Linked DNA regions of Homo sapiens: region 1 is linked to region 2. Evidence: chromatin loops called from intact Hi-C (ENCODE). Cell type or tissue: A673. All regions are shown on one strand.

The links. Peaks named below come from ENCODE experiments on the same cell type or tissue, not always from the same donor. Only the 100,000 strongest peaks of a DNase experiment are listed, where the experiment ranks them.
Region 1: a loop joins it to region 2, with 4 times the contacts of the local background. A loop is called at or near these places in 2 of 110 quality-filtered maps.

Annotation. Positions count from the first base shown.
Region 1 is chr13:20,494,229-20,496,728 of GRCh38, forward strand. All of the region lies in intron 2 of CRYL1 (crystallin lambda 1), which reads right to left. Among named protein-coding and RNA genes, the nearest start is that of CRYL1, 30 kb to the right of the region's middle. In A673, CTCF peaks have their summits at 1,081 (motif pointing right) and 1,283; DNase peaks (open chromatin) are centred at 1,083 and 1,513; H3K4me3 peaks cover 303 bases.
Region 2 is chr13:21,132,559-21,135,058 of GRCh38, forward strand. No RefSeq gene overlaps it. Among named protein-coding and RNA genes, the nearest start is that of SAP18, 6.3 kb to the right of the region's middle. In A673, a CTCF peak has its summit at 1,485 (motif pointing left); no DNase peak of the experiment used is centred here.

The DNA.
Region 1 (2,500 bases), 640 kb before region 2:
CTTCAGCTTAATTGAAAGTTTTTTGTGTTACGGAGGAATAAGTGAGATGTTTAATACTGCGCCCATTGCTTTTCTAAGACTATTTCCTTTTCATAATTTATTTAAGAAATTTTAAATGTAGAAAGAATAATAAACATCCTCATCTCTCCACCCTCCAGAACTAACCACCGCCAATCCTCTTTGTCACTTTTTAAGTAAACAAAACCTAAATGAATCTCTTAGCGCCATCATCCCAGCCTCACCCAACCATCTTTCCACTGAACACACACAGGGTCTCTGGATGCCAAGGTCTGGGAACATAGTGAGTAACCATTGCATCCTTTAGGAAACTATGTCTGAGCGCCTGATGTGCTCAAAGCACCTGCTCCAAGCCTTAGTAGGCCAGCTGTGCGTCTTCAAACCTTTCCACTAATCCAAAGCAAACTTTTAGCCTTTTTTCCCAAAAGTACTGCATGAGATTAGACAGATAATGGGAGAACAGGAGTCTCTTGTTCCTCGATCCTCCAGGGACCACCCCGGAATGAGAATGTCCCATGGAGACAGCAAGCAGTGGCAAGAAAAGACACAACCACTCGCCTCTTTCAGAGCAGACTCAGGCTGAGGAATGTGCAGTGGTGGTTCTGCCTCAGGCCCTTCCTCCCTGGGCAGCACACACAGGTAGGACAGAGAACCTGGGCATGAGGGAGAGACACGGTCACACATGAACCCATCAGCCAACTGCAAACTCCAGGACCCTGCTGTGTGGTCCCGAGGGACGTCCAGTGAAAGCTGCGGAGGAGCTTCCGACATCTGCAGACAGACCCCTGTGTTCTCTTTAGGGCCAACAAATCCACATGCCACAAATCAAACCCAGCCTTTTGGCAACATTTTGTCCCAGTTAGATTAATTCCAATTTTTTTTATTCTTTTGGAAGAACTTCTGCATCAAGCTTTGTAGAAGACGTACATAAACACCTAGAAAAGATGTGCCAATCAACCGGGATTTTCAAATGCCACACACATACCAGGCTGTGGCATTGCCACACTTAACAGTTAACGTCAGGTTAGAGGCACTAGTAGAAGGCTGCAATGTGCCAGTTCTACCTCTAGAGGTCAGCCTAACACTAGGACTCAAAATACTGGCTCCTAACCAGTAAAGTTAAATTTTTACTTAAAATTAGAGAAAAGGAAATGTTAACAATTCTCACGGTAGGACAGGGTATGGGTGATTTTAATTTTTTTTAATGTTTCTATCTTTGAAATGTACTCAAAAGGAGCATGTATTTATTTTTAAAAAAGACTGAAGAAATTGGAACCTTGTGCACTGATGATGGGAATGTGGAAACGGCACAGCTGCTGTGGAAAACGTATGGTGGTAACTCAAAAAGTTAAAAATAGAGCCACCATATGATCCAGGAACCCCACTGCTGTGCATATATCCAAAAGAACTGAAGCGGGATCGCAAAGAGAGATTTGCACAGTCATGTTCCTAGCAGTGTTGTCAACAACAGAAGAAGCAAGCAATCCAAAAGTCCACCAACAGATGGAGGGATAAACAAAACATGGTTTCACACCTACGGTGGAATCTTATTCGGCCCCACAGGGGAAGGAAGTCCTGTCATATGTCATATGCCAGGCTGGAGTGCAGTGGCGCAGTCTCAGCTCACTACAACCTCCCCCTCCCGGCTTCAGGCGATTCTCCTGCCTCAGCTTCCCAAATAGCTGGGACTACAGGAATGCACCACCACACCCAACTGATTTTTGTATTTTTTAGTGGAGACGGGTTTTCACTCTATGTTGGCCAGGCTGGTCTTGAACTCCTAACCTCAGGTGATCCACCTGCCTTGGCCTCCCAAAGTGCTGGGATTACAGGTGTGACCCACCTCGCCCGGCCTAGGATGAACTTTTTACTTAACATTATGCTTAAGTGAAATAAGCCAGACACAAAAGGACAGATGCCATATGACTCCACCTACAACAGGTACCCAGAGCAGTCAAACTCACAGTGACAGAAAGTAGAATGGTGGATGCCAGGGGCTGGCAGAGGCACAAAAGAAGAGTTGTTTAATGGGCACAGAGTTCAGTTTTACAAGATGAAAAAGCTCTGCAGATTGCACAACCATGTGAACGTACTTAATGCTACTCAACTATTATACACGTTAAAATGGCAAAGATGGCCAAACTTCATGAGAACTAGAATTTAGAAATAAGTCGATTTAGGGTATAACAAGCTCATAGATTTTACAGAATGACTTAGAAAATCGTTTTGGCTAGTATATTCCCGTTAATTCATGCAATAATCTAGGTCCTGGACTTTGAATTACACACAGTAACATAAAGCACATCTATTTATCTCTGCTCCCTCCAGAAACCTTAGTAAAACCAGGCTAATAATGGATCTTTTTTTAAAAGCATAGACCTGTGCCTGGTGTGGTGGCTTACACCCATAATCCCAACACTTTGGGAGGCCGAGGCAGGCAGATCAGATCTCTTGTGCTCAGGAGTTTGAGACCAGCCTGGGC
Region 2 (2,500 bases):
AAGTGATATTCCTGCCTCAGCCTCCCAAAGTGCTGGGATTACAGGTGTGAGCCTTTGCGCCCAGCCTTTACTCTTGGTAACAAGTAGATGCTTTACTGAGACTGTTCACATACAACCCTTTGGGAAACAGAGCCCAGTAAATATTGTGCTTATAAATGCTGTACCCCTTGTCGCCTACAGATACACCTGAAGGAAAGAGTGTCATGAGAGGAATTTGAAAAGCATTAATAATCCCCTAGAGATTCAAATTTATAATCCACAACTTTTATAAACAACCAGATAGTTCTATGGATAATACATTTCATTAAATCTTCTCCAGAAACAAATTTTGTATAGTGTTCACTTATTTCCCTGCCATTAAAAGGTCATTCTTCTTCATATTAACAGCAGAGAATGCCATGGAGTTGCAGTGATTGACTGAGGCATATTCTTTAGAACTCCTCATTACATATTTCTGATTTTAATTCGGAGAATCTGCCTTTTCCTAGATTCATAATGCTAGGACACACAAAAGAGAGAGAGTAGAAAAAGAAGAGTGGAGAGAGTCTGATGACTTATTTTTCACATACTTCAGATGTTCACTTTTTTTAATTTTTAAAATTGTGATAAAATGTATGTAACATAAATGTTATCATTTTAACAATTTTTTGGTGTACAATTCAGTGACTTGAAGTATGTTCACTATGTTGTGCAACCATTCCCACCATCCATATCCAGAATTTTTTCATCATCTCAAAAAGAAACTCTGTACCCATTAAGCAATAACTTCCCAGTCCCCACGTACCCACCAGCCGCTGGCAGCCTCTCTTTTACTTTCTGCCTATGAATTTGCCTGTTCATTCTATGTGCCTCTTATAAATGAAATCACACAATGTTTGTTCTTTTGTGTCTGGCGTATTTCACTTAGCATAATGTTTTCTAGGTTCACCCACGTTGTAACGTGTCAGAATTTTATTCCTTTTGAAAGCTGAATATTCCATTCTATGTGTATCTTTCCATCTGTTGATGGACATTCAGATTGTTTCTACCTTTTGGCTACTGTGAATAATACTGCTATGAACACTAGTGCACAAATACCTGAGTCCCTGCTTTCAATTCCCTTGGGTATATTACTTAGAAGTGTAATACTTGTCCACGTAAATTCTAAAAAGAAAGGAAAGATGCATACCCTTAAATATTACAATTTCAGGAGCAACTCAGAGCTGGTTTTACAAGTCCATGTAGGTAGAATGAGGGCTGCTGAAAAAGTATTCCAAGTATTCTAAAATATAGATGCACTTCTACTGCCTCAAGATGTCGGAAAGTTTCATTTTGATGAGAGCTGGTTATTTGGAAAGGTCCCAAAATGAGAGCTTATATCTAAGAAATGAACCCTCCCCAGTATCACCAATAAAAGGTTGTGAAGTTCTTCATTTTCATAGTTTCAATGTTTTCCCTTTAATGGATTGATTAGAGTGCCCTCATGTGTCTGTATTATTATATTATGGAGGTTTTGAAAAAGATATAATACTAGAATCATCCTAGAATTCTTCTTTATTCAGAAAAATAAAATTTTAAAAAAAAAGATATACTAGAATCATAGAACTGGGGAGAAAATTTAAATATCTTTTTGAAAAAACAAACATTGCCTGCATGCAACTCTGCATGCATGCCTATTCTAGGCACAATGAAAAAATAAATTTTTTATGGCTGGGTGTGGTTAGTCACACTTGTAACCTCAGCACTTTGGGAGGCCAAGGCGGTGAATTGCTTGAGGCCAGGAATTTTTTTTTTTTTTTTTTAGACGGAGTCTCACCTAAGCCTCCCGAGTAGCCGGGACTATAAGTGCCCACTACCACGCCCGGCTAATTTTTTGTATTTTTAGTAGAGACAGGGTTTCACTGTGTTAGCCAAGATTGTCTCCATCTCCTGAACTCATGATCTGCCCGCCTCAGCCTCCCAAAATGCTGGGATTATAGGCATGAGCCACCACACCCTGCCGAGCCCAGGAGTTTGAGACAAGTTAGGCAACATGGCAAAACCCCGTTTCTAGAAAACATTAGCCAGGCATGGTGGTGTGGCCTGTGGTCCCAGCCACATGGGAGGCTGAGGTGGGAGGATTGCTTGAGTCCAGGAGGCGGAGGCTGCAGTGAGCTGAGATTGAGATTATGCCAATGCATTCCAGCCTGGGCAGCGGAGCCAGACCCTGTCTCAAAAGTAAGTAAGTAAATAACTATTTTAAAAGAGTAATCTAAATCACACATACAAAAGAGTTTCTAAGATGTACAGCTACAATGTAAAGAATAAAAAACACACTCCTCCTAGTGAGAAAGAGTATATTACCAGTATCTTAGAAGCTGTGGATGCCCTTCATAAATTGCATCACCCAAGCTTACCCTCAGAGGTAACACTAAACTGAATTTAGTGTTTATTTCCCCCTGCTTCTCTTTATAGTTTTACTACTCATGTTTGTTTCCCTAAACAGTATTTTTAGGTGAGGGGTTCCTATTTTCCCCCCAAA